Linked DNA regions of Mus musculus: region 2 is linked to region 1. The links are chromatin contacts, found by Hi-C or POLR2A ChIA-PET in ENCODE. All regions are on one chromosome and are shown on one strand. Each heading gives the region's core, a stretch centred on a gene start or an enhancer-like site at or near the end of the contact. The rest is flanking DNA. Distances are from core to core; before and after follow the strand shown. Region 1 holds the start of Zfp825 (zinc finger protein 825). Region 2 holds the start of Pdcd6 (programmed cell death 6).

Region 1 (7,126 bases), core at 284-2,783:
GAAGCAGTTATATCATTCTTTATACATGAGAACTTTAGGGAAAGATTTACTTGATAAGGCTAGCCCTCCATACAACAATGTTTCTTTCTTCTCTCCCTCTCTCTCCATCTCTCTCTGTTTATTTATTTACATTCTAACTGTGGCCCATGGTCTTGTTGCCCCTCCCAAGGTTCTTTACGCTCCTCCCCCTTCCCTTTGCCTGTGACACCTTGCTCCATCACTCCATCTCCACTCCTCTCATCCACTCCTCACCTTCCTCATTCTTCTTCCCGGGGGAATCAAGTCTACAAGATTAGGTGTATAGTCTCCTATTCGGTACAGATTAGCAGTCCTCTGCTACATATGTTCCTGGGACCATGGACCAGCCCATGTATTCTCTTTGGTTGATGGCTTGGTCTCTCTGAGCTCCCGGGGGTCTAGGTTACATGATACTATAGGTCTTCTTAAGGGACTGGCATCCCCTATAGCTCCTTCAATCCTTCCCCTAACTCTTCCATAGGGTCCCTGACTGGAGTCCATTGGTTGGCTGTAAGTATCTGCATCTGTCTCAGTTACTGGTAGAGACTCTCAGAGGACAGCCATGCTCAGCTCCTGTCTGCAAGCACATAGGTGTTTTTCCTTCTCAAATGGATGTCAACCAGTGGAGTGGCAGAACAATGCTTTTCTCAATTAGACAATGGGAGCTTTAGGCACACCAGGCCTTCATGTTGGTTGTGACTCTGTTAAGGATGGATTGAGCAGCTTGTTACAGACCTGCTTTTTGCTTTGAGCATGGGCCAAGTGGCTGATTGTACATCACAGTTGTCTCTCCTTTGTTATAGTTTGGAGCCAGCTGTGTAGACAAACCTGGTGAGCTAACATGTGAATCCTAGCATCCTAGTCTCTAACCGGCCTGCTTAGCATACTAACCTGTGGGGTGTTTTTGACACAGTCCTCCATCAGCTAAATGCTACTTACTGTCACTATTTCCTAAGCTTGGTAAACCCTTTACATCATCAATTCTACTCTTCTACATCTCAGCTTAACATGGGAGTGCTACCCAACACATGAGATGCCTTTTAACAGCTCCACAAAATTAACTACAAATGGATCTTATACTTAATAGGTAAATGCTGGGGGCAAAACTTATAGAAGATTCAAGAGAAACTAGGGCTTTCCATGTTTGGCATCCTGCCCGTGATATTTCTACAAGCAAGCCCCTAATCCTAATGTTTTGAGCTGATTCAGCCCTGATACTGATGTTATTCAGAGTTCACCGCCTGTTTTAGCAAGTGAGGAGCATCACAAAGGTCCGCACAATTGGCCACATCTGGTTACATCTGGCTGAGGCTTCCCATCCAGCCCCAGAGAGGACCCACCACCTCAGCTCCCACTGCTCAGCCACCTGCCCCTATCCATTATAGACAGTAACCATGCGCTCACCATGTTTCAAAAACGGAGCTTACTTGACGTCCCCTCACAGCACCCAATAGCAGCGCTCAAAGAAGACACGGAGAAACATTCAAGCCTGTACAGCAAAAAACAAACTTCCAGTAAGGCTTCCGGAAGAAACCGAGTCGTTGTGTGACTGGCAGTTCCGCCCGGAAGCCTTGATTGGCCAGCGAGTCTTACCCCTCCTCTAGTTTAAAGTGTGCTTCCTGTCCGGGGCAGGTCCTTTTACAGATCTCGGGAGTCGTTTGCATTCGGGTAGCTTTTGGTGTCTGTCCTCCTAGAGCCTCATCTATCTGTGGTCCCATGCAGCCCTGGAAGAGGATCCACTATCGTCGCTCAGGCTGTTCATCCGCCTGCTCCTCCCCTTTGTGGGCAGTGATCTAGCACTCACCATGTCTCAATTTCGGAGCTCGCTTAAGGTCCCCCACCGCACCCAACGCAGTACTCAAAGCAGGACAGAAAGGACTATTCATGCCTGCACAACAAAACGAACCGGCAGGAAGCCACCCTAAACAACCCTCATTGTCTGACTTGCAGGTCCGCCTGGGGGCCTTGATGGGCCAGTGAGTCTTACCCCTCCTCAGGGTTAAATAGAGCTTGCAGTCCCGGGTCAGACCTTTTCCAGATCTCTGGTCTGACTTGCTCTCCAGTAGCATTTGTGTCTATCCTCCAAGCCTTGGGAGCTCAGGCTGTTCAGCTGCCCCCTACTTCCCGTTTTGACAGTGGTCCTGCACTCACCATGACCTACTTCCTGGCTTGCTTGAGCTTTCCTCACAGCACTTTCCCTTCTTCCTGAAATCAAGGTGGATAGCCTTTTATGAACTGAGAGTGGAGGTATCATTCTGGCTCACCAGTGGAAGGATGCCCAGGATATTAATATGAAAGAGGATTTTAGGATACAAGAGTTTTGTTTTGTAGCTTGATGCTGGCTTCAGGGAAACTGCAGGTCCTTTTCACCAAAAAGGTATGAAACAACCTTGGGAGAAAAGCAGGAAAGAGATGACAAACAGTGTAGAGCACTGTTGTTAGCCAGCGCATCTTCCTCAGTGGCAGGGTGGAGACAAACCACACTTGTATTAATTAGTACAGATAAATGTACCTCATCTCATAGGACGAATTTCTCTATGTATGTAGAAAGGGGATTAATAGAATGTCTCACAGACAGTGGTCCTCCTAGCCCAATAATGGCTGAGCACGTTCATTGCCAAGGGAAACAAGAAAAATCAAGGACTTGTTGAGTTCACATTGCTTGATATCTCAGCAGATCTTGAGAACTTACCATAATTCTGAAGAAATACGTACTTACTAATGCAGTTTAGAAACAAAACAAAACGAATGAATGAACAAACAAAACACCTTGCTAAAAAATATAGGGAAAGAAGTAGACAATTTGAAAGAACTTTCCTGTTTAAGGTCCTTTATGTATGTAGGTTTCAGAAAGAATGTGTAGCCTGGATTAAAGGTGGATCTTAAACTCTCAAAAGACCAAGATATAGCAAGGGTTTCTCACTTCAAAAGAAATAATTAAGAAAACTCCCTTACAGGATACAGGGTTAGAGTTAGGGGATTAGAGGGTTAGAATTAAGATAAAGATTGTTTAGATTAGGGTTAGAGTGGTTAGGGTTACAGGTTTAGGGTTAGGCTCAGGGTTAGCACAAAGATTTTGCTGTGCTATGTGAAATCAGCTCCTGTCTCTTCTCTCATCTGCCTTCCCAGTCCTCTTTTTCATAGTATCAGCATCTTCCTTCCTGCCCCAAGGAAAGTCATAAGGGGGCTATGCAAGAACCTGGAATTCCCTGATGGGAAATAGGTTTACTCTACTCAGGGGCCCAGTTCACATACAACAGAAACCCACTACTTCTTCGGTTGTTCTAAATTTCACCTAAGGAATCCTCTAAAATGTAAGCAATCATGGGACTTGGTGTCTTTTTTTGATAATGATATCATAAAACATAGGCCATTTAATTTTACCAGGTTAGTAATATAACCACATGGCACAAGATCAAATGGTAGCCACCATTATTCTTGATGGTCCCACCGAGTCAATAGTATCCCTATTACACAAAGAAGAAATATCAGACTTACAAAGTATTCATTTTGCATCTTAATGTTTTGTTTTGTTCTGATTCTAGTAACTTCTACCTTACAGATTTAATGGCTCCTCAAAAGAACCTAAAAGTTTTCCCAGCCACATGCCTCCAAAAGTGGCATACTAACAAAGGAAACAAAGAATTTGATACTCACAGATCCCAACAGACAAGGATAAGCTAAGTGTTAGTAAGGCATTTTTTTTTAAGATTTATTTTTTTTATGTCCATGAATATACACTGTAGCTGTCCCCAGACACACCAGAAGAGGGTGTTGGATTCCATTACAGATGGTTGCAAGCCACCATGTGCTTACTGGGAATTGAACTGAGGTCCTCTGGAAGAGCAGTACATGCTCTTAACAACTGTGCTATTGCTCCAGCCCGAGGAAGGCATTTTTAATGTGACTGATTTTAGAATATCCACAGTCTCATAAGAAACACCTTGTCAATTTTGTGTATGTAAACCCAGTGAATTCACTGACATCTTTCATTGAACTATGATAATTTTGAGATGTGGTGCCATTGAGAACTTAGAAAGAGGGGATAAACATAGCTTGTTCACCACCCCTGAACAAATGTTGTCATAGTAGAATGTGAATTTATTTGTTAAACTTATTGTATCTTATGATATAACAAATATAAAATGTTAGAATGATCGAAAGAAAGAAATAGTTTTAATAAAGAAGGATTTATATATAGATTAGGTTGGAAATTTCCAAAAATGAGAATTAAAAAAATCCTACAAAGCCTTTGGAAGTTCTGAAGGAATAAGTGAGGCATTTAAGGCACTTAAAGTATGACACTTATGGTAAATACATATGGAATAAAAGTCTCTGTCTTCAGATGAACATTTATAACAAACTGCCTGTAATCTAAGTTTAATTCTATCCTGTGTCCAGTCTACATTGAGGAGAGTCAAAATATGGGGATGATTCCCTCAGAGCTTCCAAGGGAAGTCACACTCAGTCCACTCAAGGGTATCGAGAAATGTTCACTAAGAGGGAAAATAGTACAAAGCAAAGCTTGAAGAAACAAAGGTTATTTAGAAGCCCAAGTGATGACTTAGGCTTGGGTTTCCAACAGGCCTAGTAGAACATGAACTGAAATTGATTTTGCTGAATATGAAACATGATCCCCTTTAAATGCAGTCTATTTAGCACCTGAAGGGACAGCAGTCCTCAAAAGTTATGTTTGATCATGTCACATGTTATTTAGATATTGAGTTCTCACTCCAGATTTCCTTTGCCATAAATGGATGTATCTCAATATCCCATATAAAATACAAGAATGTGGGTTACTTCAGCACAGCAGGGCCTATATACAGCTGAGGAAAACTGAGCAATCTTCTTAAATACTGAGGCCAAGTCTAAATGCTATATACCAAATATAGAATACTATCTCATTATCAAAGAGTATTTCTCACTAATAGATTGTGTCTTTCAGTACACTAATCACAAATGCTCCCTGATTTAAAAGTGATGTAGGGCTGGGCAAGGTGGCCCAGGCCTTTAATCCCAGCACTTGGGAGGCAGAGGCAGGCGGATTTTTGAGTTTGAGGCCAGCCTGGTATACAGAGTGAGTTCCAGGACAGCCAGGGCTACACAGAGAAACCCTGTCTCCAAAACAAAAACAAAAACAAAACAAAAAAACAAAAAAGTGATGCAGGATATTCTTGCATTAAACTTAACAGATTTGTAGAATTATTCAGGTATCTTATGCCATGTACTTGGACTTCAAAAGTCCCTGGTATGTATTCTTCATTAAGGGTTCTAAGGTAGCAAACAGCTGATTCAAGTTATATCCTTTTTTGAAGGGCTCTGGAATATAGTCCAATTCATAGTGGAAGCATATTTCACCATACATAACATAACTCATGTTAATAATGATGCTAAAAATATTTCCTCCATATTTAACTCTTCATATATCACACAATATTGTAATGAGGAGAGCCAGTGGTTGAATATTAACTTATACTGATCGGTCCAAAATTCCTCAAGTGTTTCCAGCACACTACTATTCTTACAAGGCCAAAAAAAATCAGTCTTCTAACACCCAGCACAAACATTTACATTGGTTTTTAAATTGTATTCTTTCCTATTCTCTTCCTATAATAAGTTAATACTGCCCTGATTATCTTCTTAACTACATCCTGAATAGAAATTATAATAGTCCTAACAGTCTGACTTCTGCATATGTTATGTCATGCACATAACACACTCCTACTATAAATACCGAATTCAAGTTCCTGTTTTATTTTCAGAATCTTTTTGTTTAGTTAGTTATATTTTGGCCCTGTAGAAGCATTTTTCTCTGAGGTAACATGATTCTTGCTCTTTCTAGATCTCCAGTTTCATCAGTTAAAAAATGTAGAATGAGCCTTTGTACAAACACCAAAAAGTACAGATATTCCCTTGCAGAGGACTATATTGCCAGTTCACTCATCATTCATCTTGCCATAGCATATCAGTGTTGAATTCATGGAAAGGCAGGAAGATTTGTGAGAAATGTGAAGATATGGAAAGACCAAATATAGGAGTGTTATGATACATGCCATATAACCATTTCTTCAAATTAGCTAAGGATGGAAGCTCAGGTATTTGTAGTGGCCATGTAAACCAGAGGACATGAATTCCATAAAAGAGCCCTTTGATCAAAGGAATATAATTGAAGACCCAGAAATGAACTCTCACAACTATGGTCAGTTGATCTTTGATAAAAGATCTAAAAACATCCAGTGGACAAAGACAACATTTTCAACAAATGGTGCTGGTTCAACTGGATGTCAGCGTGTAGAAGACTGCAAATTGATCCATTCGTATCTCCTTGTATGAAGCTCAAGTCCAAGTGGATCGAAGACCTCCACATAAAACCAGATACATTGAAACTAATAGAAGAGAAAGTGGGGAGGAGCCTCCATCTCATGGGCACAGGGAGAAATGTCCTGAACAGAACACCAATGGCTTATGCTCTAAGATCAACAATAGATAAATGGAACCTCATAAAATTGCAAAGCTTCTGCATGGCAAAGGACACTGTCAGTAGGCCAAAATGGCAACGAACAGATTGGGAAAAGACCTTTACCAGTCCTACATATGACAGAGGGCTAATATCCAAAATATACAAAGAACTCAAGAAGTTGGACTACAGAGAATCAAATAACCCTATTAAAAATGGGGTACACAAAACTTGGGAGGCGAGGCGGGTGGATTTCGGAGTTCGAGGCCATCCTGGTATACAAAGTGAGTTCCAGGACAGCTAGGGCTACAAGAGAAATCCTGTCTAGAAAAACCAAGAAAGAAAGAAATGGGGTACAGCCAACATGTGTTGCCACCTGAGTTTTTGATCTTAGCCATTCTGATTGGTGTAAGATGGAATCTCACAGTTGTTTTGATTTGAATTTCTCTGATGACCAAGGCCATTTCTTTAGGTGTTTCTCAGCCATTTGAGATTCCTCTGTTGTGAATTCTCAGTTTAGTTCTATACTCCATTTTTTGATTGGGTTGTTTGGGCTTTTTTGGTGGTTAGCTTCCTGAGTTATAATTTGATATAATGATTTTTTAAAAAATTAAAAATTGAGACACAGGGCACAGCACAGCACAGCACAGT
Region 2 (6,260 bases), core at 1,451-3,950, 180 kb before region 1:
CTTTCCAGGCTTCTATAGCACACCTAAGGAAAAGACAATTTCTAAATACAGTTATTAGAAAAGAAAGCCACACCTAAAGAATTACAAATGACATTTAATAAGAAAGATGGGTTCTCTAGGGTTGTACATGTACTCAGTTCTAGCGGTGCGTGTAGCTCTAGGCTCTATCCTCAGGACAGAGTAAACCAGCACTAAAGAGCTCAGGAGTTAGAGGCAGGAGGATCAAAAGTCTAACGGTCATCCTTGAATACACAGAAGTTCAAGGCCAGTCTAGGACTAATGAGTTGGTCAAAACCAAAAACCAAAAACCAAAAACCAAACACAAAAAAGAAAAAAGGAGGGGGCAGGATGAGGAGGCTGGAGAGGCAGCCCAGGAGTTTAGCACACTTGTTGCTGTTGCACAGGATGCACGTTCGATCCTCAGCAACTACGTGGTGGCTTACAACCATTTATAACTTCAGTTCCAGGGGATCAGATGCCCACTTCTATATTCCATGGGCAGCAGGTATACACTTGGTGCGCTTACATACATACAAGCAGGTCAAACATTCATACAAATAAAATAAATATCAAAATTAAATAAAAAATTTTAAAGAAAAAAAATTGTCTCTAATGGCGCCACTAAAGATTAATGACAATAACACCAGCAAGAACATGACTCCATGAAGAGCTCCATAAAAAAGCCACAATCTTCTCAATTCTCCTGGGAGACAGTGTTCCTCACATTATACAAATACCTCCCCTTGCTCCTGCTGACAGCATCTCCCATATCTCTATTTCCTAAACTGGTCCCCGAGTTTTAATGTTTATATGTATATGTATATGTATGTGTGTGTGCATAATGTATGTTAACATATTATACAACAAAATATTAATATAGTATTTTATAGTAAAAATAATCCTACTTTACACTCATTGGTGTGAGAGTGTCACATCCTCTGGAATTGGAGTTATGTGCAGTTGTGAGCTGCCATGTGGGTGCTGGGAATTAAACCCAGGTCCTCTGGAAGAGCAGCCAGTGTTCTTGACCTTTGAGCCATCTCTCCAGCACCCCCAGCTCAGTGCACCCTTCTTTTAAGTTTTAGCAGGGTTTTTTTTGTTTGTTTTTTTGTTTTTTTTTTTTTGTTATTTCGAGACAGGGTTTCTCTGTATAGCCCTGGCTATCCTAGAACTCACTTTGTAGACCAGGCTGGCCTCCAACTCAGAAATCCGCCTGCCTCTGCCTCCTGAGTGCTGGGATTAAAGACATGCGCCACCACCGCCCGGCAAGTTTTAGCAGTTCTTATAGCAAACATACTTCCACAAAAGTACCTAAGGACCATCTTGAAGCCTTTCAAAAACTAAGCAATTACTTCTAAATGTCACCTGACAATTTGTCAGTGTCCCCGATGATCCTCTTCAGAACAGTTGCTAAGACTGATAGCAGGTCAAAGGCCTTCTAGATAAGTGAGGGACCTCTGTTGCACAGAGCTAACCTTTTTCACTCTTGGGCAAGGTCTACACTATAGCTCCCATTTCAGAGGCTCACATACATTTGTTCTGGAGCTCGGTAAGGCAGCAATGATAATTAAGAAAATACAAACACAGAAGCTTAGCAAACACCTTTACCTTATACCGGTAATGGCAATTTAGTCTTAAGGACTTCTTTGGAAATAATTCCAGGAAGGAAACTGCTTACTGTGAATGAATCAGGCTTCAACTCACCATTGGATAATGCTTGCTGAAGCTCATTGTCTGAAATCACTCCACTCCTGTCTTTATCAACCCTACAAAAACAAACAAACAAACAAACAAACAGAAAACAGGTAAGCTGGTGATTAAATGTAAAGGAAGTATTAAAAATAAAACATAGCCAAGACATCATTTTCATCAATCTACACTAGGTCTGGAATGTTACTCTGGCCAGACCTTCCTCTTTGCTCAGCTGGAATGTCACACGCCCCCAGGTGTGCCAGAGACTAATGAACAACCAGAAGCAGTAGGAGGGGTTGAGTCATCTTTTCTCTATTCCTTTCAAGCTTTCTGTTAGCTCTTCAAGTCTGCTTAATTTATACCTGCACCAGTTCATCATAATAGGTAAAGAAAGATTCTCTAGGACGAATAAGTCATTCTTTGGCACGAGTCAGTGGAAAGACAATCAGTCATTCAGAAGGACGGCCAGGGACAGAAGACATGCAATAGCAGCCAGCTCTTTTCACTGATGCCGTTTTCCTGATTCAAGATTTGTCCTGTTTCTAACGCAAGCACCTGACCCTGTAGGGCGACTGTTCCGCGCCCTTCGGCCCTGGGCAAAGTCACTGCCAACATGACCCTGAACCCTGTGCTATTGTAGAAGAGAGAAAGTCGGGGATGGAGGGGAGTAGGAAGGACTGGGAAGGAGGTCGGGGGATGAAGGGCTGGGGAGAGGGAGGACTGGAGAATAGGCCCTGAAAACTGAGGACCGACCCAAGGGCCGAAGGAGCTGAGCGGCGCTGGCCTTACCGCTGGAAGACGTTCCACAGGAAGCTCTGGTCTGGCAGTGCAGCTCCAGCAGCAGGGCCGGGGCCACCACCCGGGCCTGGGCGGTAGGAGTAGGCAGCCATGGGCTGATGCACAGCGGCAACGCGGCCCAGCTCCACAAGCTATGCTTCCGCCTCAGTTATGGGGCAGGACCAGGAGCCCACAACTTCCTGGGAACAACGGAAGCGCGCACCTTTGAGTCACTTGGCAGGCGTGGTCCGTTGCCACGCAACGTCTGGAGGGCCTTGGGGTTAGTCTGAGCTCCGCCTCCTACTCTTGCCCGGCCTTGGGTGTCCCTTTCCTTTTCAGCCCCACCCCGCTCCGCCCTCCTGTGTGTCTCAGCCCGAAGCTGCGGCGGGTGAGCTCAGAAGAGACCACGCCATGAGGGGCCGACCCAAGCTTACAAAACGCCTCGACCTGTAACGGAAAGTGGTGAAAGCTTTCACTTGGACCGACGGCTTCCCTTTACGTCTGCATTAGTATTTAGTGCGAATGTGATGTGCACCAACCGCATGAAGTCCTCGGCGGAAACGCAAAGTGCATTTTGTGCACTCTGGAGTTTGTCCGTCTGTCCATACTACACCTTCTTGCCTTCCCACTTGCTTATATCGGTTTATGCCCAGCCTCCCTAGGTTTGCAGTGACTTCATTTGTAAATGGCCCGAGTGAGGTTTGGTCCTGAGGTGAGAGCTGTGTTTTCTCCACCCCTTACTTGGACTTCTGTACTTTTGGTGGTTACTCCTTTTAATTATAAGTATTCCTTCTTTCGTTCTAGATACTAATTCTATGGTGCTTTTATAGTTTGGAATGTCCCTAAATGGGAAAATGCATAGCATTGGGGCAACTACCAACCGGTCACATTCACGGGCTGTCAGGCCATCCTTCCACCTAAATCTGAATACTGTGAATAGCTCAAGATACAGATTACTCCGTTCTGCCATAGGATTATTCCAGCCTTCCTGTAGTCCTCATCCAGGGACAGACTTATAATAAGAACTGCTATGCTGTCTTTATGGGGGGTTTGTTTACCCCATAACTAAAGAAGAGGGTGAAGAGACCAAGGGCCAAGAGTATGGCCTTGTACATCTGAAACTTCCATGTGGATAATCATCCATTATTTAGCACAGCTATAGATCTGATCAAGTCCCAACTGTATCGTTTTCTGCTCCATTTCTCTTGTTCTTAGGACATCTTAAGAGACTTTCAAATTGCTCAAAGAAACATCTTATAGCTTTGACATTTACCTCAAAATCTACAAAATTCTTTAAGAAAGGTAGATTTTTTTTCCAGGATTTGGCGAATTCATTTTTTATAATTTCTCATAAACTGTTCATCTCACTTTTGAATAATCTTTTAGACTTTTCTGGTTCTTTTATTTAGAATCTGAGATCTATTTTTATTCTGTCCTCTCTCTGGCTCCTTTTCTCTTTACCAGAAATACAAAAATATTAATCATAATTTTCCTACTTGAACTGGAAGTTTTCCAGTACAGAGAAACTTCAGCAGACCCGAGGCTGCTGAATCCGGGACTCTACCAGCTGTTTGCTGACTTTGGAATGCTATAAAGGTCCAGTCCCAAAGAGACCACCTTCTGCAACAGCTTACAGGTAGTTGTCTTCCAGGTGCCACCATCTATCTCCTTGCCCTATCTCAGGTTTAGTTTCCTCTTAACCAGGTCTGTTCTAAGCTTTCCAGTAGAGAAATAAATGAGATAACCCTGTCCTCCTATGATGTTAATCATATCATGTGTCTGCATATTGGGCCACTCTTTCCTTTAACCTAATTCTCTGAGCTACTTCTTTGAGCTACTATATACACAAAATTGTTTTCCTTTAGAACTTTTCTAAACATTGGCTCTTTCTGGGAGCTGAGGTGCATGAAATGGGTAAGTCATTGTCATATCTTTTGCATAAAGATCTTTTTGTATGTGTACAGACGCATGCGTGTTCTTATACATATCTAATTTAAGTGTACCTCTAAGCCACATTGGTTCCTTTGCTTACTGGTGGAATGCACCCTGAACATTTGCACATGGAAGACAAATTTTCAGTTAACTTTTCCTGATAGCCAAATATGCTCAGCACACCCTTCTTTCTCTAGTGTTAAAACTGTCACTTGGCTCCAATAAAATTCTGGTTTGAATTTAATACTAAAGAGAACCTATCACTCTTTATGTAACTCAAGCTTCTTAGTGAGTATTGATGAGTGTGTCAAATGTGCGCTAGATGGTGTGAGGGAGCAGCAAACGTCCACAAAGCACCACTGGCCCAAGATGAACTGGTTCTGATATACTTGGACTGACATAGCCACTTGTCACATGAGGCTACAGAGAACTGAGATGGACTAGTGTAATTGAAGTCAGTTCAAATTTCAAGCTAATTAAAACGTAACCAGCTACATGTAACTATGACAAAGCATTGCTCAGTGCAAGTCTGAATGTGTCTTTTTGTTTCCTTCAAGGGGCCATTATACCTGGCACCTTTCTTTACTCACCTGATTTGCTGCTGCTTTTACAATGTTTAATTTTTGAAGTTCTGAGACCTGCATTTTGAAAGATTCTGATTCCTAGCTCATTAGTGAATTATAGAAATTTACATTTGTGATTACTAGGAAACCATCACCATATTATGCTGCAGGAGATTGTGTTTCAAGTACTAAGCTTCACTATTGCTCTGACAGTCTAGCACTCCCATAAAGCTTTGCATACTCATTAAATGTTCTGAATGGAGCCATGGTACTCAGTAGCCACAACTTCCCACTTGCTATCCTGCCTTCTGGTAGGCCATGTCATTCTAGAATTTTCAAATTCCTTGGTCATTCTAGAAATACAAATTTTGGGGTGCAACCAGCAGCTTAGGAACTGAAATTCCTGGTGCAATAATGCAGGTCAATCTTCTGTTTCTCTCCTTGCTGGTGTTTTTGTTGGTTTGTTTTTTAAAGCAAACAAACAAGCATACATTTATGTTATATGAAGCATTTGCTTTATGTGTGTTTGCGTGAGATTCTTTCTATATAGCACAAGCTATGTTTAAACTTTCTTTTTAATTTTCATTATTTTTAATTATGTATGTGTCTGTGTGAGTGTGGGCCTAAGTGCAGGTACCCAAGGAGAACAGAGGATACCCCTGAGAATAAAGATAGTTATGAGCTACCCCATGTAATGGGGGACTCAGGTTCTCTGAAAGAAAAGTATGAACTTTTAACCTCTAAACTATCTCTCTAGTCACATCTCAATTTTTTTATCCTCACACATCAGCCTCCAGAGTACTGGAAAAACAGGCACAGACCACATCTAAGATCTTCCTCATTCCTTCTCTCAGCTTTACAGTACCTCCACTATAGATGAATCACTGATCCCCCAGGAAGGAACTGTTGTTTTTAATATTAAAAAGACAATAAATGGTTAGAACTGTGGCTTTCACTCCCAGCCACTTTGTTCCCAAAAATAATGACTCTGAGACCAATTGTTTACTAATAAATGATTAGGCCATAAGCTTTGGCATATTCCCTGACTAGCTAGTTACTTATATGACATAAATTAGTCTATGTCTTCAACATAATTAGTTACCTCTCCTCAGATTTATGCAACCATCTCTTCCATATAAGGCATCTCTCATATGCCTCACTGTTTGAGACTTCTCTCTCTCCCTGTCAGATGTCCCACCTTTCTATTTCTGCTTTGGCTCACTGGCCATAGGTGTTATTGAAGATAATGCTTCCACACAGCATGTAAAGATTCTCTACACAGACAAAGCATTAAAC

What was found. Hi-C counts contacts between places; a loop is a spot of excess contacts on that map. ChIA-PET counts read pairs that join two places held with the same protein, here RNA polymerase II (POLR2A).
Region 2: POLR2A ChIA-PET joins it to region 1 with 13 read pairs in embryonic stem cell. The contact joins the promoter of Pdcd6 here to the promoter of Zfp825 in region 1. A Hi-C loop is called at or near these places in 1 of 37 maps with a recorded cell type or tissue (T-helper 1 cell). POLR2A ChIA-PET finds 5 or more read pairs at or near these places in 4 of 5 experiments (Patski and embryonic stem cell).

What each region holds. Positions count from the first base shown.
Region 1 is chr13:74,492,428-74,499,553 of GRCm38, forward strand. It overlaps Zfp825 (zinc finger protein 825), which reads right to left and starts at 1,534. Exons shown (of 5, transcript NM_001377115.1): 1 at 1,423-1,534.
Region 2 is chr13:74,314,626-74,320,885 of GRCm38, forward strand. Pdcd6 (programmed cell death 6) reads right to left here and starts at 2,701. Exons shown (of 6, transcript NM_011051.3): 1 at 2,482-2,701; 2 at 1,705-1,766. The coding sequence starts at 2,582.